2 separate regions of the Homo sapiens genome follow, and region 1 is linked to region 2. The links are chromatin loops, found by intact Hi-C in ENCODE. Cell type or tissue: GM12878. All regions are shown on one strand. Each heading gives the region's core, and the rest is flanking DNA. Links, peaks and the distances in the headings are about the cores only. Region 1 holds the start of MIR4539 (microRNA 4539). Region 2 has its middle 62 kb from the start of MIR8071-2.

What was found. Peaks named below come from ENCODE experiments on the same cell type or tissue, not always from the same donor. Only the 100,000 strongest peaks of a DNase experiment are listed, where the experiment ranks them.
Region 1: a loop joins it to region 2, with 7 times the contacts of the local background. A loop is called at or near these places in 2 of 110 quality-filtered maps.

The regions. Positions count from the first base shown.
Region 1 is chr14:105,854,392-105,864,939 of GRCh38, forward strand. It overlaps MIR4539 (microRNA 4539), which reads right to left and starts at 3,181; the gene lies at 3,122-3,181. It overlaps MIR4507 (microRNA 4507), which reads right to left and starts at 3,784; the gene lies at 3,733-3,784. It overlaps MIR4538 (microRNA 4538), which reads right to left and starts at 3,851; the gene lies at 3,774-3,851. MIR4537 (microRNA 4537) reads right to left here and starts at 5,162; the gene lies at 5,093-5,162. It also overlaps IGH, IGHM, IGHJ6, the pseudogene IGHJ3P, IGHJ5 and IGHJ4, and 2 more genes. RefSeq lists an enhancer at 7,398-7,979. In GM12878, for the core only: a CTCF peak has its summit at 6,164; a DNase peak (open chromatin) is centred at 7,770; H3K4me3 peaks cover 7,317 bases; H3K27ac peaks cover 7,054 bases.
Region 2 is chr14:105,696,397-105,706,944 of GRCh38, forward strand. It overlaps IGH. Among named protein-coding and RNA genes, the nearest start is that of MIR8071-2, 62 kb to the left of the region's middle. RefSeq lists enhancers at 1-258, 4,547-4,868. In GM12878, for the core only: no CTCF peak of the experiment used is centred there; DNase peaks (open chromatin) are centred at 4,508 and 4,725; H3K4me3 peaks cover 770 bases; H3K27ac peaks cover 4,379 bases.

The DNA.
Region 1 (10,548 bases), core at 1,363-9,362, 160 kb after region 2:
AGGGTGGGTTTACCGGTGGACTTGTCCACGGTCCTCTCGGTGACCCTGTTGGGCAGGGCCTCATGGGCCACCACGCAGGTGTAGGTCTCCCCCGTGTTCCATTCCTCTTCGGACACGGTCAGGATGCTGTGGGCGAAGTACCGGCCTGGGGCCTGGGGCTCAGGCATTGGGGCGCTGGTCACATACTTCTCCGGGGACAAGGGCTGCCCCCTCTGCATCCACTGCACGAAGACGTCCGCGGGAGAGAAGCCCGTCACCAGGCACGTGATGGTGGCCGACTCCCGCAGGTTCAGCTGCTCCCGGGCTGGTGGCAGCAAGTAGACATCGGGCCTGTGCAGGGCCACCCCTGTGAACAGAGATGGTGGTGAGGGCGGGGCAGTGGGGGGACCAGCCTGTGGGCTGGGGTTGAGTCCCCTTTTCCCCAGTTGCCCAGACAACGGGGGAGTGAGGGGTGCTTTCCACCATGCCCCAGAGGCCAAGGGAGGTCCCAGGGAGTGCAGGAAGAGGGGCAAGAGTGGGGCCTACCCTTGGGCCGGGAGATGGTCTGCTTCAGTGGCGAGGGCAGGTCTGTGTGGGTCACGGTGCACGTGAACCTCTCCCCGGAATTCCAGTCATCCTCGCAGATGCTGGCCTCACCCACGGCGCTGAAAGTGGCATTGGGGTGGCTCTCGGAGATGTTGGTGTGGGTTTTCACAGCTTCGCCATTCTGGCGGGTCCAGGAGATGGTCACGCTGTCATAGGTGGTCAGGTCTGTGACCAGGCAGGTCAACTTGGTGGACTTGGTGAGGAAGATGCTGGCAAAGGATGGGGGGATGGCGAAGACCCGGATGGCTGTGTCTTGATCTGGAGTCAAGAGAAGGGAGTCAGAGGTGGGGCAGGTGTGGATGTGGGCGGAGGCATGGTTCCCACCCAAAGAGTAGCAACTGCCTCTGCCGAGCCCAGGGGTCCTGCCGCCCGAGCCCCTGCCCTTGGCCGCTCTGGGAAGCCAAGGCTCAGGGAGTAGATGGCTGCATCCGGGGTGGCGAATGCCAGACCCGAGTGGACCCCTGTGTGTCGGTGGGTGCTGCCCCTGGGGACAGGTCACTCACCGGGGACACACATGGAGGACGCATTCTGCTGGAAGGTCAGGCCCCTGTGATCCACGCGGCAGGTGAACATGCTCTGGCCGAGCCAGTCGCTCTCTTTGATGGTCAGTGTGCTGGTCACCTTGTAGGTCGTGGGCCCAGACTCTTTGGCCTCAGCCTGCACCTGGTCCGTGGTGACGCCAGACCCCACCTGCTTCCCCTCGCGCAGCCAGGACACCTGAATCTGCCGGGGACTGAAACCCGTGGCCTGGCAGATGAGCTTGGACTTGCGGGGGTTGCCGAAGAAGCCGTCGCGGGGTGGGACGAAGACGCTCACTTTGGGAGGCAGCTCAGCAATCACTGCAGTGAGGGACACGTGTCAGCCCGGTGCCCGCCACTCCCGCCCCCTTCGGCTCCCTCTCTGTCCCGGTGGCTGGGCCCGGCCCTCACCTGGAAGAGGCACGTTCTTTTCTTTGTTGCCGTTGGGGTGCTGGACTTTGCACACCACGTGTTCGTCTGTGCCCTGCATGACGTCCTTGGAAGGCAGCAGCACCTGTGAGGTGGCTGCGTACTTGCCCCCTCTCAGGACTGATGGGAAGCCCCGGGTGCTGCTGATGTCAGAGTTGTTCTTGTATTTCCAGGAGAAAGTGATGGAGTCGGGAAGGAAGTCCTGTGCGAGGCAGCCAACGGCCACGCTGCTCGTATCCGACGGGGAATTCTCACAGGAGACGAGGGGGAAAAGGGTTGGGGCGGATGCACTCCCTGAGGACCCGCAGGACAAAAGAGAAAGGGAGGGTGAGGAGCTGCCTCCTCGTGCCCTGCCTGTCGGGGCTGAGTGGCGTTCTGAGTGCCCTCACTACTTGCGTCCCGCTGTGGCTGCCCCACCAAGGCCGAGCCCACCTGCAGGCCTCCAAAGCCCAGACTGTCATGGCTATCAGGGGTGGCGGGGCCGTGGTGAGGCCTCAGGTCTTTGTCCAAGGCTGCTGGGGCTGCAGGCCTCAGCCCATCCTGCTGCAGGGCCCAGCACTGAACACCTGGACAGACCTGGGGTCTCCTGGAGCAGGCTGAGCCATCCCTGCCACCATTCAGCTGGCTGCCCTGCTGCACTCTGAGGCCTGACTGCCCCTGGCTCCCTGCTCAGAATGGCTGAGGGCTCAGGTTTGGGTGGACCAGGCCTGCTTTCCCCCGAGGCATCAGCACGTAGGTGCTGCACACACTCAGCTCCCAGCACATGCAGCTGGAGGGCCCAGGTTGCATACCTGAATGTGAAGCCTGGAGCCACACACCCCGCAGGCAGCCAATAGAGTCCCTCCAGCCCAGCTTCTGCTGCCCCCAGCTCAGTCACACTCCAGCTACCCTGAAGTCTCCCCAGGCAGACAACCCAGGCCTGGGAGTGAGTATAGGGAGGGTGAGTGTGATGGGGAACGCAGTGTAGACTCAGCTGAGGCTATCCATCTATGTCCAACAAGATCATGAAGATTGGCCCAGTGCCATGTCCTCCAGTTCATCCCAGCCCAGGCCAGCTCAATCCAGTTCATCCCAGCCCAGGCCAGCTCAATCCAGCCCAGCCCACCCCACCCCAGCTCAGCAAAGCCAAGCTCAGCTCAGCCCAACTCAGATGAGCTCAGACCAGCTCAGCCCAGCCTAGCTGAGCTCAGACCACCTAAGACCATCTCAGCTCAGCCCAGCCCAGCTAAGCCCAGTATAGCCCAGCCCAGCTAAGCCCAGTATAGCCCAGCCCAGCTAAGCCCAGTATAGCCCAGCCCAGCTAAGCCCAGTTTAGCCCAGCCCAGCTAAGCCCAGTATAGCCCAGCCCAGCTAAGCATAGTTCAGCACAGCCCAGCTCAGCTCAGCACAGTTCAACCCAGCTCAGCCCAGCTCAGTGCAGCACAGCCCAGCTTAGCCCAGCCCAGCCCAGCTCAATCCAGCCTGGCTCAGCCCAGCCCAGCCCAGTTTGGCTCAACCCAGCTTGGCTCAGCCCAGGTCAGCCTGGCTCAACTCAGCCCAGCCCAGCCCAGCTCTGCTCAACCCAGCTCTGCTCAACTCAGCCCGGCTCAGCCCAGCTCAGCCCAGTTCAGCTCAGCCCTGCTCAGCACAGCACAGCAGAGCTCAGCTCAGCCCAGCTCAGCTCAGTTCAGCTCAGCCCTGTTCAGCACAGCACAGCAGAGCCCAGCCCAGCCCAGCCCAGCTCATCCCAGCTCAGCCCAGCCCAGCCTAGCTTAGCTCAACCCAGCTCAGCACAGTTCAGCTCAGCCCTGCTCAGCACAGCACAGCAGAGCCCAGCTCAGCCCAGCTCAGCTCAGTTCAGCTCAGCCCTGTTCAGCACAGCACAGCAGAGCCCAGCCCAGCCCAGCTCAACCTAGCCTGGCTCAGCCCAGCCCAGCCCAGCCCGGATCGGCTCAACCCAGCTTAGCTCAGCCCAGGTCAGCCCAGCTTAACTCAGCCCAGGTCAGCCCAGCTTAACTCAGCCCAGCCCAGCCCAGCTCAGCCCCCAGCTCTGCTCAACCCAGCCCAGCTCAGCTCAGCTCCGCTCAGCCCAGTTCAGCCCAGCTCAGCCCAGCCCAGCCTAGCTTGGCTCAACACAGCTCAGCTCAGCCAGCCCAGACCAGCTCAGCTCAGCCCAGTCCAGCTCAGCTCAGCCCAACCCAGTCCGGCTCAGCCCAGCCCAACCCAGCCCAGCCCAACCCAGCTCGGCTTAACCCAGCTCGGCTCAGCCCAGATCAGTCTGGCTCAACTCAGCCCAGCCCAGCTCAACCCAGCCCAGTTCAGCCCAGCTCATCCAAGCTCAGCTCAGCCCAGCCCAGTTCAGCCCAGCCCAGTTCAGCTCAGCTCAGCCCAGCCCAGTTCAGCCCAGCCCAGTTCAGCTCAGCTCAGCTGAGCCCAGCCCAGCCCAGTCCGGCTCAGCTCAGCCCCGCCCCACTCAGCCCAGCTCAGCTCAGCCCAGCTCAGCCCAGCTCAGCTTAGCCCAGCTCAGTTCAGCCAGGCACAATCTGGCTCAGCCCAGCCCAGCCCAGCTCAGCCCAGCCCAGCCTAGCTCAGCACAGCCCAGTTCAGCTCAGCTCAGCTTAACTCAGCTCAGCTCAGCTCAGCCCAGCCCAGCCCAGGTCAGCTCAGCCCAGCCCAGCCCAGCCCAGATCATCCCAGCTCAGCTCAGCTCAGCTCGGCTTAGCCCAGCTCAACCTGGCCCAGCCTGGTCCAGGTCAGCCCAGCCTGGACCACCCAGCCCAGCTCAGCTCAGCCCAGCTCATCCTGGTTCAGCTCAGCTCAACCCGGCTCAGCCCAGGTCTGCTCAACCCAGCCCAAATCAGCTCAGCCCAGCCCAGGTCATCCCAGCTCAGCCCAGCACAGCCTACTTCAGCTCAGCTCAGCTCAGCCTAGGTCAGCTCAGTTGAGGTCAGCTCAACTCAGCCCAATCCAGCCTGGCTCAGCCCAGCTCACCCTAGCTCAGCTTAGCTCAGCCCAACTCAACCCAGCCCAGCCTTGCCCAACCCAGCTCAGCTCAGCCCAGCCCAGGTTAGCCCAGCCCAGCCTCGGCTTAGCTCTGCTCAGCTCGGCCCTGCTCGCCTCAGCCCGTTCAGCCCAGTTCAGCTCAGCTCAGCTCAGCCCAGCTCAGCCCAGCCCTGGTTAGCTCAGCCCAGCTAAGCTCAGCTCGGCTCGGCTCTGCTGAGCTTGGCCCAGCTTGGCTTAGCCTGATACAACCTGCTCAGCCCAGTTCAGCTCGGCTCAGCCCAGCCCAGCCCAGCGTAGCTCAGCTCAGCTGAGCCCAGCCCAGGTTAGCTCAGCCCCAGTCCAGGTCAGCTCAACTCAGCCCAAACCAGCCTGGCTCGGCCCAGCTCACCCTAGTTCAGCTTAGCTCAGCCCAGCCCAGCCCTGCCCAACCCAGCTCAGCTCAGCCCAGCCCAGGTTAGCCCAGCCCAGCCTCGGCTTAGCTCTGCTCAGCTCGGCCCAGCCCAGGTTAGCCCAGCCCAGCCTCGGCTTAGCTCTGCTCAGCTCGGCCCTGCTCGCCTCAGCCCGTTCAGCCCAGTTCAGCTCAGCTCAGCTCAGCCCAGCTCAGCCCAGCCCTGGTTAGCTCAGCCCAGCTAAGCTCAGCTCGGCTCAGCTCTGCTGAGCTCGGCCCAGCTTGGCTCAGCCCGACACAGCCTGCTCAGCCCAGTTCAGCTCGGCTCAGCCCAGCCCAGCCCAGCGTAGCTCAGCTCAGCTGAGCCCAGCCCAGGTTAGCTCAGCCCCAGCCCAGGTTAGCTCAGCCCAGCTCAGCTCTGCCCAGGTTAGCTCAGCCCCAGTCCAGGTTAGCTCAGCCCAGCTCAGCCCTGCCCAGGTTAGCTCAGCCCAGCTAAGCTCAACTTGGCTCAGCTCAGCCTAGCTTGGCTCAGCCCAGCACAGCACGCTCAACCCGGTTCAGCTTGGCTCAGCCCAGCCCAGCCCAGCCTAGCTCAGCTCAGCCCCGCTCAGCCCAGCCTAGCTCAGCTCAGCCCCGCTCAGCCCCGCTCAGCCCAGCCCAGCCCAGCCTAGCTCAGCCCAGCTCAGCCCAGCCTAGCCCAGCTCAGCCCAGCCCAGCTCAGCGCAGCCCAGCCCAGCTCAGCGCAGCCCAGCTCAGCTCAGCTCAGCCTAGCCTTGCTCAGCCCAGCTCAGCTCAGCCCAGCTCAGCCTAGCCTTGCTCAGCCCAGCTCAGCCCAGCTCAGCCCAGCTCAGCCCAGCCCAGCCTAGCTCAGCTCAGCCCCGCTCAGACCCGCTCAGCCCAGCCCAGCCCAGCCCAGCTCAGCCCAGCCCAGCTCAGCTCAGCCCAGCCCTGCCCAGCTCAGCCCAGCTCAGCCCAGCTTAGTGCAGCCAAGCCCAGCTCAGCTCAGCTCACCTGGTGCAACTTAGCCCAGCTCAGCTCAGCTCAGCTCAACCCAGTTCAACTCAGCCCAGTTCAGCTCAGCTCAGCCCAGTTCAGCCTTGTTTAGTCTAGGTCAGCTTAGGTCAGTTTTGCCCATCTGAGTCCATTTCTGAAAGCTGGATGGAGTTGTCATGGCCAGAAATGGTCAGCCCACCAGACCTGCTTGTCTCAGCTAAAGCCATCTCATTGCCGGGTTCCTGCACAGCCAGGCTGGCTTCCATCTTTTGTCTCCCTCTACTTGATACCCCAGTTCCCTGCAGTCCTGCCCCAGCGCCACCTGGGTTTTGGTTCCAAAGCATTACCAATCATTACCACCCTCCACTACCTGGGTGGAATATTTCTTTGCTGCTTTAAAGTCATTAAAACATCTTGAGAATGAGACCAAGAATTTAGGAGCCTGTGCTGTGATAAAAATGAGCAGGTCCCCTTGCTCTAGAAGTGGCAGCATATCTTCTGCACCAAGAGGAGGGTATTGAGATGCTCAGAGCCTCCACCTTCCCGGAGCATCCCCTCCCTTCTGAGTCTGCAGTAAACCCCTGCCTTTAAATTCCCTCTAGATAACAGTCATCATTGGAAACAACCAAGAAATGCATTTTATCTGAATTTGCCACTTAAAATTCTGCCATTTACCATAAATCGCTTTGGAAGGCATGGGCTACTTTCAAGGGTGCGATGATGACCTACAGTCAATGACTTAGACAAGGGCGATGCCAGTGGGGCTTGGTATGTTCTCAAGCATCATTACCCATGCCATCCCCATTCAGAGGTTGTGGAGCAGCTCGTGCGACCTCTCCTTCAAATGGGCTTTAGGGAAAGTTAAATGGGAGTGACCCAGACAATGGTCACTCAAAAGACTCACATAAATGAGTCTCCTGCTCTTCATCAAGCAATTAAGACCAGTTCCCCTTCTAGTGGAAATAAGACGTCAAATACAAAGTTTTAAGAGAAGCAAATGCAGCAGCGGCGGCTGCCTGTCTCTTACCATGTCGGGCGCCTGGTCACTGCGAGCCTTGCAAAGCTTTGGCATGGAATCATTCCTCCAAGTCCATTAACAAGGGCTGGGGCCTGAGCAGCCAGTCGGCCCGGCAGCAGAAGCCACGCATCCCAGCTCTGGGTAGTCCGGGGAGACCCAAAGCCCAGGCCGGGCCTGGCAGCCACCCTCCCAGAGCCTCCGCTAGGCCAGTCCTGCTGACGCCGCATCGGTGATTCGGAACAGAATCTGTCCTTCTAAGGTGTCTCCACAGTCCTGTCTTCAGCACTATCTGATTGAGTTTTCTCTTATGCCACCAACTAACATGCTTAACTGAAATAATTCAGGATAATGATGCACATTTTACCTAAAACTTATCCTAAAGTGAGTAGTTGAAAAGTGGTCTTGAAAAATACTAAAATGAAGGCCACTCTATCAGAATATCAAAGTGTTTCTCCTTAATCACAAAGAGAAAACGAGTTAACCTAAAAAGATTGTGAACACAGTCATTATGAAAATAATGCTCTGAGGTATCGAAAAAGTATTTGAGATTAATTATCACATGAAGGGATAACAAGCTAATTTAAAAAACTTTTTGAATACAGTCATAAACTCTCCCTAAGACTGTTTAATTTCTTAAACATCTTACTTTAAAAATGAATGCAGTTTAGAAGTTGATATGCTGTTTGCACAAACTAGCAGTTGATAAGCTAAGATTGGAAATGAAATTCAGATAGTTAAAAAAAGCCTTTTCAGTTTCGGTCAGCCTCGCCTTATTTTAGAAACGCAAATTGTCCAGGTGTTGTTTTGCTCAGTAGAGCACTTTCAGATCTGGGCCTGGGCAAAACCACCTCTTCACAACCAGAAGTGATAAATTTACCAATTGTGTTTTTTTGCTTCCTAAAATAGACTCTCGCGGTGACCTGCTTCCTGCCACCTGCTGTGGGTGCCGGAGACCCCCATGCAGCCATCTTGACTCTAATTCATCATCTGCTTCCAGCTTCGCTCAATTAATTAAAAAAATAAACTTGATTTATGATGGTCAAAACGCAGTCCCGCATCGGGGCCGACAGCACTGTGCTAGTATTTCTTAGCTGAGCTTGCTTTGGCCTCAATTCCAGACACATATCACTCATGGGTGTTAATCAAATGATAAGAATTTCAAATACTTGGACAGTTAAAAAAATTAATATACTTGAAAATCTCTCACATTTTTAAGTCATAATTTTCTTAACCATTTTTCTCAGAAGCCACTTCAAACATATCCTGTCTTTTAACAGTAAGCATGCCTCCTAAGATAAACAATCCTTTTCTCATGGAAACCAGCTTCAAGGCACTGAGGTCCTGGAGCCTCCCTAAGCCCCTGTCAGGACGGCAGCCACCGTTTCTGGGCTACCCCTGCCCCCAACCCTGCTCTCATCAAGACCGGGGCTACGCGTCCCTCCTGGCTGGATTCACCCACTCCGACAGTTCTCTTTCCAGCCAATAAAGAATTTAAGATGCAGGTTGACACACAGCGCACCTCATAATTCTAAAGAAAATATTTCACGATTCGCTGCTGTGCAGCGATCTTGCAGTCCTACAGACACCGCTCCTGAGACACATTCCTCAGCCATCACTAAGACCCCTGGTTTGTTCAGGCATCTCGTCCAAATGTGGCTCCCCAAGCCCCCAGGCTCAGTTACTCCATCAGACGCACCCAACCTGAGTCCCATTTTCCAAAGGCATCGGAAAATCCACAGAGGCTCCCAGATCCTCAAGGCACCCCAGTGCCCATCCCCTCCTGGCCAGTCCGCCCAGGTCCCCTCGGAACATGCCCCGAGGACCAACCTGCAATGCTCAGGAAACCCCACAGGCAGTAGCAGAAAACAAAGGCCCTAGAGTGGCCATTCTTACCTGAGGAGACGGTGACCGTGGTCCCTTTGCCCCAGACGTCCATGTAGTAGTAGTAGTAGTAATCACAATGGCAGAATGTCCATCCTCACCCCACAAAAACCCAGCCACCCAGAGACCTTCTGTCTCCGGGCGTCACATGGAAGCTGACTGTCCGTGGCCCTGTCCTGCCCTTCTCATGGAACCCTCTGCTGGCCTCCCACGTACCCCACATTCTGGCCTGACCCCTCAGAAGCCAGACCACTGTCGGCCTGGGAAGTCCAACTGCAAGCAGACGGCTGCTAAGTCACCCCCAGGAGTCCAAAAACCCCGGGGGGCACCCGTCCCAGAGAGCGGGTGCCTTGGAGCGGGACAGAGTCCCACCACGCAATCATCACGACAGCCCCTGAGAATGCTCCAGGTGAAGCGGAGAGAGGTCACCCCAGACCAGCCGAAGGAGCCCCCCAGCTGCCGACATCTGTGGCCGGACTTGGGGAGGACAGGCTGGGTTCCCATTCGAAGGGTCCCTCTCCCCAGCTTTCTTTCCTGACCTCCAAAATGCCTCCAAGACTCTGACCCTGAGACCCTGGCAAGCTGAGTCTCCCTAAGTGGACTCAGAGAGGGGGTGGTGAGGACTCACCTGAGGAGACGGTGACCAGGGTTCCCTGGCCCCAGGGGTCGAACCAGTTGTCACATTGTGACAACAATGCCAGGACCCCAGGCAAGAACTGGCACCCCGCTAAGTCCCTGGGACCCTCTCAGACTGAGCCCGGGGAGGGCCCGGGGGTTGTTGGACATTGGACCCCAGAGGCCCAGGGTGGCCCTGGCCACAGAGAGACCCGTGCTGCTGGGCTCAGGAGGAAGGAGCATCTGGAGCCCTTGCCCCTCGTCTGTGTGGCCGCTGTTGCCTCAGGGCATCCTCCTGAGCCCCCCAGGCTGCTCCGGGGCTCTCTTGGCAGGAGACCCAGCACGCTTATTTCCCCCCAAAAATGCAGCAAAACCCTTCAGAGTTAAAGCAGGAGAGAGGTTGTGAGGACTCACCTGAGGAGACGGTGACCAGGGTTCCCTGGCCCCAGTAGTCAAAGTAGTCACATTGTGGGAGGCCCCATTAAGGGGTGCACAAAAACCTGACTCTCCGACTGTCCCGGGCCGGCCGTGGCAGCCAGCCCCGTGTCCCAAGGTCATTTTGTCCCCAGCACAAGCATGACTCTGCCCACCCTTTGCCCCAGCAGCAGAGTCCCAGTTCCCAAAGAAAGGCCTTCTGCTGAACGTGGTCCCAAACAGCCGGAGAAGGAGCCCCGGAGGGCCCCACATGGCCCAGCGCAGACCAAGGAGCCCCCGGACATTATCTCCCAGCTCCAGGACAGAGGACGCTGGGCCCAGAGAAAGGAGGCAGAAGGAAAGCCATCTTACCTGAAGAGACGGTGACCATTGTCCCTTGGCCCCAGATATCAAAAGCATCACACAGGGACACAGTCCCTGTTCCTGCCCAGACATAAACCTGTGCCCGTGCAGGACACTCGAATGGGTCACATGGCCCAAGCACAGAGCAGAGGCAGCCGGCGTCCCTGTCCCCAGCCACACAGACCCCCGGGCTGAGACCCAGGCAGGGAGGGGTGACGTTCCCAGGGAGACGGTGGCCGGGCTGCCCTGGCCCCAGTGCTCCAAGCACTTGTAGCCACACTAAAGCGCAGGCCTGGTCCCCGGCACATGAACAGCCAGCGCCCAGCCCCAGCCCAGGCTCTGCCCACAACTTCTCCTTCCCG
Region 2 (10,548 bases), core at 1,660-9,659:
TGGGGGAGGGGGCGGGGGGTGTCCCCGAATCTGGAGGCCTGGGCCAGCCTGGCCACACTGGGTGGGTGGCGGCTGCAGCTGCAGGTGGAGAATCGTGCAAGCTATTTCTGGAAACAGCCTCAGAGGGCAAGAAACATGTTTTCGGTGTGGAACAAACAACCATTTGCATGTGCCCTGAGGGCCAAGTCTGCCCAGAATGAGTCACTCAAGGAGAAACAGATCAGAGCCCTCACACCTGCCTGGGGGAGGGGTGGGCGCCGCTCCAGGGACCTGCTGTTGGGCCCAGAGATGCCGAAAACTCAGCCCACCCGGCCGCCATGGCAGGACCCACTTTCCTCACCAGCTTGCCCCTAGGTGGGACCCACAGGACCCCTGGGAAGCCCTCAGCAGCCCTTGGGCAGGTCCCACCCTGCAGAGAACGCGAAGGCTCAAAGGCCCACTCGGGCTGAGACCGCAGGGAGCCCTGGGCCGCTTGGATGCAGAGCCCTGAGGCCCGAGGCTAGGCTGTGGGAGGGAGCAGCAGTGAGACCCCCACTGGCCCTCAGGGCTCACAGGTGCCCCGGTGAGGGTGCAGGGAGCGGGGGTGCCTGCCAAGCAGGAAGGCGGAGGGCCCAGGCTGCCGTGGCACCATCGGGGCACACTATGTGTCACTGGCCCAAGGAGACTCGCCCATGAGGAGCTGCTGCTGGTGGACGCAGGGGTGCCCTCCAGCCTCCTTGGGGGGCTAGGAAGGGAGGGCAGGGCCAGGCAGACCCTAGGGTGAGGTAGGAGGACTGGCAAAAGGCCAGTATGGCCAAGGGAGAGCCACATGGGGGCTGGGAGGGCGCAAGGTTCGGGCCCGGCCAAAGCGTGGGTGCCAGGTATGGTGCCCACCAGGACCGCGCGGCGTGTACTCCAGAAAGACCCTGGGGCGCAGGACGGGCTTGCCATGCTGAGGTCTGGAAAGTAAAGAGAGGCACTTCACGGCAGCACGCCAGCCTGCATGATCTGTGCTCACACTCACCCACTACGAGCAATGCCCTCCTTCTAGAAGTTTCCTCACTAACACGTGCACAAGGAATGAAGGGAATGGGGTCTCCCGTCTCACAGCCCTCCATGTAATGGTGCCCTCAACCGACCGACTGCTCCCGACCGGCCGCAGCCCTCGGCCCCGCGGCCCACCTCTGCCTGACCCCGGCCCTGCTCTCCTCCTGGCAGCTCAGGGATTCGCCACTGCCTGGGCTCAGCCGGAGCAAAGCCCGTGTCCCCCGGCACCCCACACAGCCGAGTCACCCCTCCCTCACGGCCCCCACCTCCTCGCCCCTGCCGGCCCAGCCACGCTGAGCTGCTCCTGGGCCCCCTTCCCAGAGACATCGGAGCCCTGCAGGTTCTCCAGGCCCTCTGCCCACTCCACTACCCCTGCCCGCTCCCAGCTGCAGGCTGAGCTCTGCCCCTTTGCTCCTGGGCCATGTGTGTTTGAGGCCTTCCCTGAGCCAGGCCTTGGGTGGGCCCTGTTTCCCCCAGGCCAGCCATGAACAGAGCGGAGGGCATGTGCCCAGCTCATAGAGGGGACCCCCAAGGCGGGGTGTGGTGGGCACACACCGGTGAGCCAGGGGCTGGTGGCCCAGAGGCTTAGACAGGCCGTAGGCCCCATCGGAAGTGACAGGGCCTGAGGGAAGCTCAGTGTGTGTGTGAGAGTGTGTGTGAGTGTGTGAGTGTGTTTGTGAGTGTGTGTGTGACTGTGTGTGTGTGACTGTGTGTGAGTGTAAGTGACTGTGAGTGTGAGAGTGTGTGTGAGTGTGAGGTGAGTGTGTGAGTGTGTGAGCAGGTGAGCGTGGGTATGAATGTGACAGTGACTATCTATCTCTGTCTCTCTCTGTTTCTGTGTATCTTTCTTATCTCTGTGCCTGCCTCTGTCTCTATCTCTCTCTCTGTCTCTCTATCTCTGTTACTCTGTCTCTGTCTCTTTCTGTCTCTCTGTTACTCTGTCTCTGTCTCTGTCTCTCTGTCTTTCTCTGTTACTCTGTCTCTGTGTCTCTCTCTGTCTCTCTATCTCTGTTACTCTGTCTCTGTCTCTGTGTCTCTCTGTCTATCTCTGTTACTCTGTCTCTGTCTCTGTGTCTCTCTCTGTCTCTCTTTCTCTGTTACTCTGTCTCTGTCTCTGTGTCTCTGTCTCTCTGCACTGTTTTCCTGGTGAAGGAGAAGCCATGTACCTTCCTGCATGATCTGTGCTCAGCTCACAACCACCCCATGATTGAGGACACCCCTCCTTCTAGAAGGTTCCCAGCTAACAGGTGCAGAAGGAGTGAAGATTGAAATAGGAGACCCCATCTTGAGACCCTCCCGGAACAGTGCCCCTGGGCCGTGTCCCCACTTCGGGACGTGGGATCTCGGTGCCAGGCGTGCGCTGCCTGACCCCGATCCCGTCGGCGTGTGGGCCCTTCCTCAGCCCAGGTGATTCCCTGTGGGCACGGGACTGGGCAGTGCTCCCCACGGCTGCTGGGCCCCAGGACCGGCCTCCAAGGCTGAACCGCGGCTCTGCCAGCTCCACAGACAGCCAGCAGCCCACCCGACAGGGACCAAGATGACAAAGTGCTCAGGGCCGCCCTGTGCCCCGGGACCCAGCTGCAGCCTCAGCAGGACAGGGCTGGGGGCGGAGGGTACAGCGGGACTCCTGAGGACAAACGGCCCGCGCCCCGGGTGAACTCAGTGCCGTGAGGAGCCTGTGCACGGGCTGTGGTGGACGCGTCCCTGAGACCCTGTGTGTGCTGTAGGGTGGCTGTGCCCGCTGCCCTCACCACCTGCTGCCCGGGGCCCAGCCTCCCTCGCTGGGGCTGGAGGGTGGATCCAGCAGGGACAGCGTGATGCTCAGAGTCATCGCATAGTGACAAGGACGGGGGCTGCTTTCAAAGCTCCTGAATGTTTTAGTGGCTCAGAGTGAAGGTTCACAGGCCTCGGGGGACATGGCCTAGACTGGGCGTGGGTCCAGCCCCTTGGCAGGCAGTGGGTACAGGGCGTGTCCTCCTCCATCCCCATCTGTCTGGTCCCCAGCCACACGCTGAGCCTGGGTCCCCGACTCCCCCCCGACCCGGCAGCTCAGGCCCAAGTCCCTGTCCCCTCCCCACATCCCCTCACAGCAGGTGCTTCAGAGGGGCCCTGGAACGTGACCAGTGTGGGGGAGGTGCTGCGGGGACTGGGGACCACACACGGCACCCGGCCCAGTGCCAGGGGGAGGCGGGTCAGGGCCCAGGTCTCCGAGGCCCAGGCTGTGCGTGTTGGAAGCCCCATTGTTGATGGAGTCAGATGCCCACATCCTCATCCCCGCCTGGGGCCCCTTCTCCAGGAGCCCTGGGTTCAGTCAGAGCCCAGCCAAGGTCCCCTCCCTGGCCAGAGGCCTCACTGGCTCGGTCACCCTCACCTCACTGCCCCCACCTCCTCACCCCTGCCAGCCTGGCCACTCTGGGCTGCTCCTGGCCTCCTTCCCACAAACACGGACCCACAGGTTCTCTAGGCCCTCCAGGACCTTCGCCCACTCCACGGCCCCTGCCCCTGTCCTGTTGACCTCCCAGCGTCCATCCCTGTCCTCGGGCTGCACCCTGCTGGCTCTCCTGTTCTCTGACCATCCCCCACTGTCCAGTCCCTCCTGGGAGACCTGAGGCTGTCCTGGGCTTCAGCCCCCAGGGCTGGGGTCGCAGTGCGCAGGGTCCTGGGACCTCCTGCTCCCGCCTCTCCCATGTTGTTACCCACCCCAGCCCGATGTTCCGGGTCCTGTGTGGATCTGCAGGTTTCCTGGAGGCTCAGAGTCCTGCCCCGGCCAGCACAGACGGGGAACAGGGCGAGGGCTGGGTGGTGGCCCAGTGACCTCGGGGGCCAGGCCTTGTAGGTGCAGGTGGGCCCGTGCTGCCGTGCCCCCCACCCACAGACAGGCCCCGACTCTGGCCCAGCGCCCGCTCGGCCGCTCCCAGCTGCAGGCTGAGGTCTCCCCATTTGCTCCTGGGCCATGTGTGTTTGGGTGTGAGTGTGGGTATGGATGTGACAGTGACTTAGTGTGTGGCTGTGAGCGTGGGTATGTTTCTGTGTGTTTGTGTGTGAATGTTGTATAATAGTCGTGGTGTGTGTTTGTGAGAGTGACTGTGTGAGAGGGGCTTGCAGCTGAGTTCCTGGGCCCATCTTGCTGCCTCTTTCTCTCCCTGTGTGTTCTCTGCCTCTGTTGTGTTCTCTCTGCATGTCTGTCTCCATGTCTCTTTTTCCCTGTTCCCATCTCCTCTCTTTTTCTCCCATCTCTGTCTCCGTTTCTTCTTATCTCTCTCATCTCATCTCTCTCTCTTTCTGTCTCTTGTAACTCTGTCTCTGTCACTGGCCTCGCCTCTGTCCCTCCCTGTCCCTGTCTCTTATCTCTCTCCATCCCCATCTCTCTCTCTGTGTCTGTCTTTGTCTCTCCTTTCCTGTCTCTCTTGTCTCTCCCCATCCCTGTCTCTCTCTCTCTCTATGTCTCTGTGTCTCTTGTCTCTCCCCTCAGATAGACCATGGTTGACCCTGGCTGACCTCTGCCTAACCCTGGACCTGGAAAGCCCTAGCTGACCCTGGGCTGGTTGGGGCTGGGCCTACCTGTGGCTGCAGCCCCTCGCTCAGGCCCCAGGCACACCTGGCCAGGTCTCGGTTTTGGGGCATGTTTCTCAGAACAGCAGTTCTCTGGCTGGAACACCTGACCTGGGCTGTGTTCACAATGACTCAGCCACCCCACAGGGCTATTTTGGGTATTTCTGCAGGTCTATTCAAGAGGCTTCAGGAGAGAGAGAAAAGCAAGAGAATACAAACGGCATGGCCTCCCCTCACCTTCCTGTCCCCACTCCTGTACTGTACCCCCTCCCCAGTGCTAAGTCGAGACCTGGCGACCCCTTAGGGGCTGGGGCTGGGTGTAGCTCACAGGGCCTGGGCTGGTCTTCTCGCCACCAAGTCCTCCTGGGGCCTACACACCCCTCTGAGCCTGGAAAAATGGAGCAAGTCATTGGGGTCATTTCTTCATCTACCAGTGAGTACATGCACTGAGAGGGTCTCGGCTCCCCTGGAGGCCTCCCTCCACCACTGCAGGTCACTTACTCATGAGGGCCAAGGCTCAGAAATCAGACAGGACTCAGTGTCTAGTCAGACTGATACATGCTCAGAAAAGGAATCAGATTTCAAAATGAATATGCATAATTAAAGAACCAGAGATCAGTGATCAGGAACAGGGATCCGCGGTCTGGTCCAGGGCTCAGTGGTCAGGAACAGGGCCCAGTGATCAGGATCAGGGCTCAGTAATCAGGACCAGGGCCCAGTGATCAAGACCAGGGCCCAGTGATCTGGTCCAGGGCTCAGTGATTTGGTCCAGGGCTCAGTGATCAGGAACAGGGGTCATTGACTGGGTCCAGGGCTCAGTAATCAGGACCAGGGCTCAGTGATCAGGAATAGGGGTTAGTGATCAGGAACAGGGCTCAGTGATCAGGTCCAGGGCTCAGCAATCGGGAACAAGGGTCAGTGATCAGGTCCAGGGGCCAGTGATCAGGACCAGGGGCCAGTGATCTGGTCCAGGGCTCAGTGATTAGGAACAGAGGTCAGTGGTCAGGATCAGAGCTCAGTTACCAGAAATAGGGCCCAACGATCAGGATCAGGGCTCAGTGATAAATACTAGGGTTCAGTGATCAAAAGGAGGTCTGAGTGATTAGAATCAGGGCCCAGTGATCAGGACCAGGACTGGATGATCAGCACCAGGACTCAGAAGTCAAGAGCAGAGCCCATTGATCAGGACCAGGAGTCAGGGACCAGAACCAGGGGCCATTGGTCAGAACCAGAGCCCAGTGATTAGGAACAAGACCCAGTGATGAGGGCCAGGGCTCAGTGATCAGGACCAAGATTCAGGGATAAGAACAGGACCCAGTGATCAGGACCAGGACCCAGTGATCAGGACCAGGGCTCAGTGATTGACTATTGACTAGGACCAGAGCTCAGTTATTGACTGTTGACTGGGACAAGGGCTCAGTGGTCAGGACCAGAGCATAGTTAGCAGGACCAGGGCCCAGTGATCAGGGCCAGGGCTCATTGATCCAGAACATGGCCCAGTGATCAGGATCAAGACTCAGCGATCCAGACCAGGACTGAGTTAGGACCAGAGCCTAGTGATCCAGATCAGGGCTCAGTGATCACGACCAGGGCCCACTGATGAGGACTGGAATTGAGTGATCAAGTCTAGGACTCAGGGATCAGGACCAAGACTCAGTAATCAGGACCAGAGTTCAGGGGTAAGGACCAGAACACAGCATGACCAGGGCCCAGTGATCAGGAGCAAAGCCCTTTGATCAGGGCCAGGGTTCATTGATCAGGAGCAGGGTTCAGTGATTAGGATCAGGGCCCAGTGCCCAGTGCCCAGTGACTAGCATCAGGATCTAATAATCAGGACCAGAGCTGAGTGATCAGGACCAGGGCTGAGTGATCTGGACCAGGACTGAGTGATCAGGACCAGGGCTGGGTGATCAGGACCAGGGCTGAGTGATGAGGACTAGGATGGAGTGATCAGGACCAGGGCTGTGTGATCTGGACCAGGACTGAGTGATCAGGACCAGGGCTGGGTGATCAGGACCAGGGCTGAGTGATGAGGACCAGGGCTGAGTGATGAGGTCCAGGGCTGAGTGATGAGGACCAGGGCTGAGTGACCAGGACCAGGGCTGAGTGACGAGGTCCAGGGCTAAGTGAGGAGGTCCAGGGCTGAGTGATGAGGTCCAGGGCTGAGTGAGGAGGTCCAGGGCTGAGTGATGAGGTCCAGGGCTGAGTGATGAGGACCAGGGCTGAGTGACGAGGTCCAGGGCTGAGTGACGAGGTCCAGGGCTGAGTGACGAGGTCCAGGGCTGAGTGACCAGGACCAGGGCTGAGTGATGAGGTCCAGGGCTGAGTGAGGAGGTCCAGGGCTGAGTGATGAGGACCAGGGCTGAGTGATGAGGTCCAGGGCTGAGTGATGAGGACCAGGGCTGAGTGAGGAGGTCCAGGGCTGAGTGAGGAGGTCCAGGGCTGAGTGAGGAGGTCCAGGGCTCAGTGACGAGGACCAGGGCTGAGTGACCAGGACCGGGGCTGAGTGATGAGGACCAGGGCTGAGTGATGAGGTCCAGGGCCAAAAACAGGAGTAGGACTCAGTGATCAGGACTAAGGCTCAGTGATCAAGGCTAGAATTAAGTGATCAGGAACAGGGACCAAGTAGTAGGACCAGAGCTCAGTGATCGGTAAACGGGCCCACTGGTCAGGACCAGGGCCCTGTGATCAGGATGAGGACCCAGTGAGGAGGACCAGGGCTGTCTAGGTTATGAGGAACAGGGATCCCATGTAGTTCTTAGGAGCAGGCTTCTTTGCCATGGTCTCTGGTGAATCCAGCATTCATCCTTGGGCCTCAGCCTCATTCAAGATCAGGTCATTTCTTGATTTTGGGACCAGGGGTACCCTCTGTCCATGCCCACCATGACCACCATGACACCCAGGGGGACTTTGAAGCAGGCGTTCTCCAGTCTAAAGCCACCACCCTTTCCCTGACCCCCGTCTCCTCATTCAGAGTCTGTGAACATTTTCCTTGGGGCCACTTTATTGCACCTGGAAGGCATGTGAGTAAGGGCGGGTCGGTGATGTCTGAAAGGGCTGAGTTCTGGCAAGCATAGCTGGCTTCTCCAAGAGGTTCCTCCACACTTCCTCCCTGCAAAGACAGAGGGGTCACAGCCTGAAGGAGCAGCATCCTTGCCAACGCCCTCTGTCTCAGCCCTGGCCTGGCTCATGGGAGCCTGGACGGAATCCTCGTTACTGCACTGGAGGGAAGCTCAGCCCTGACCCTGGGCCTGCGCGTGTCCTCAGTGTCTGTGAAGGGCCCCCCAGGAGAGCACGTCCCCCCACAGTGGGAGCAGGTGGTGCTCTCCTCTTAGCCAAGCACTGCAGCCCACCTCATCTACTGTGGGCTCATCCCCCTCCTGGGCTCCCACCTGTGCCTTGCCGGCTCCTGCTCAGTACTGGGGGCCCTCCCTGTTGCCAGATGGGCCCCGGACGCTGGTCACGGTCAGTGCTGTGCTATAGAACAGGCTCAGCAGGAAGAGGGTGAGGAAGGTGATGGTGGTGGGCCACAGGTTGGCGCCGGGGGTCTCCTCCTCCAGGGTCTCCTGCGGCAAGTCCAGCACCACATAGGGAGGCGGCATCTGCCAATCTGCAACACAGCAAGAGCCTGCCAGGCCCAGACTCGTGTGAACAGCGGCTATGCTTCCTTGGGGTCTGGGGACAGTGGGGTCTGGGTCCCCATCTAAGGCCTGAGACTCCCCCAGGGAGGATGAGGAGGCAGAGTCCCAGGTGAGGGGCTGGGACCTTCTGTCTTTGACATTCTTAGGGCACTTCAGGGAGAGACTTGGCAGGGCAGAAAGTGGACACCATCTGCTTCTCCAAGGGAAGCTTGAGCCCGAGGTACCCTCCCGCCCCTCCCACCCCACCCCGTCTCAGTCCCAGCCACGTATTCAGTGACTGGGTCCCGGGGCCAGAGAGGACCAGACACACCCACCCTCAAGGAGATCTGGGTCCAAGACAGAGACCTGGGTCTGACACTCAGTGTGCCAAAGGTTGAATGGGCAAGACCAGAGGCCTCTGTTGCCTTCCCAGGGAATGTGGCTGAGGGGTTACAAGCGAGGGCCAGGTGAGGGCCACCAGCACGGGCATCCTCATTTTCCTCAGGGTCTCAGGGCATAGACCTCCCATGTACAGCTGTACCTGCTTGTCATATGCTGATACATCCAGTCATTCACCTGTCTTTCTATCCTTCCATCCATCTATCCATCCATCCATCTATAAAGCTATTATCCGTATATCCACCCCTCCATCAGTAACACTCCTACCCACTCACCCAACCATTCATCCTCCATTCATCTATTAATGTAAGGCTATCACTTAAATATCCACCCATATATCTATAAAGCTATTTTCCATCCATTCATCCTTCTTCCATCTATCCATCCATCCATTCACCCATCCATCTATAAAGCTATTTTCCATCTCTTCATTCATCCATTCATAAAGCAATTCTCCATCCAATTATCTTCCATACACCTATCCTCCATAGATCTACCCACCCACCCACCCCAGTATCCTCAATCCTCCGTCAGTCCACCCATCCTCCATTCACCCCTCCATCTATCTTCCATCCTCCATCCACCCTTCCATCCTCCATCCGCCTACCCATCCATCCATCATCCATCCATCCATCCATCCATCATCCATCAGTCCATCCACCCATCCATCCATCCATCTTCCATCCTTCATTCATCCACTCATCCATCCTCCATCCACCCGTCCTTCATCCATCCATCATATATCCATCTGTCCATCCTCCATCCAGCCATTTACCCACCCATCCATCCTCCGTCTACCAATCCTCCATCCACCCATCCATTCATTATATGTCCTAGGATCTACCCATGTGTCTGCCTGATCTCTGTCTGCTGGTTCAGCCCCTCATCTGTTGATTCTCCCTCTTTCCCCCTCTCTTTAAAAGCCCCTCCCCTGGGCCAGGTCCTGGGTCCCATGGGCTGGAGGGCTTCTCTGTGGCAGGGCTTCCCCGAGTGACCTGTTGCTCTCAATTACCCTCTGGTGACTGGACCCTCAGGGGTGACAGTGGCCTCCACCTCACCTTGGCCCTGAGAGCAGAGGGAGGCAGCCAGAAGGCGGGGGGCCCTGGGGAGGCCCGGAAGATGTCTAAGGCACGAGCAGGGGCCCCACTGCCCCCTTGTGGGAGTCTGGGTGCCAGGTGTCCCCACAGTGGTTGTGGGACTGTTCTTACACTCCTGGGAGCCCCAGGCAGAAGCCAGAGGCATGCAGAGGGCCCTGGGCAGGCCCTGTCTCACTGGCCTGCTTCTGATGCCACCCCACGTGGCCCCTCCCTGTCTATGCTTTGGGTCCTAGTTGGGCTTAGGAAGGGATGGGAGACTTGGCCAGGCAGGGAGCAGGGGCTGCCTGGGAGGGGTCTGTGGAGTTGGTGCCTGATCTGTGCACAGTGGAAACACAGGGAAGCCAGAGGGGCCTAGGGGAGCAGGCTGAGCTTGGGGGCTTGGGAGGGGACTCCCCTGGCTTTTCTGGAACTGGGTCTGGGCTGTGAACGTTCCGCTCCTGCAGGGCTCAGGCGTATATGTGAGTGTGAGTGTGCACCTGTGCCCACGTGCCCCGTACAGAGCAGTGTGGTTAAGGGGAGGTGCCCCTTCCTGCATGCGTCAGTGGGACGTCCTGAGGCCCACCCACTAGGGTGGTGGGGCCCTCCTGGAGCTTGTCCTCCCAGTGGGGCCCTGGAGTCCAGCCCCTCACTCCCTCGCCGCTCCTGCCACTACCTGCGCCTTTCTTGGCTAGCCTGCTCCTTTTACCCTCCCTATTCCCTCCCAGCTACAGCCAGAGGCGGCTCTCTCAGGGACAAACGGCCATGCCACTGCTCACTCAGAACTGTCCGGGGCATGTGCATCTCTCAGAACCCATCCTGGGCTGTGCCTGCCTTGGCAGACCTAAGATCTCACACCAGCGAGGCCTCCTGCACCA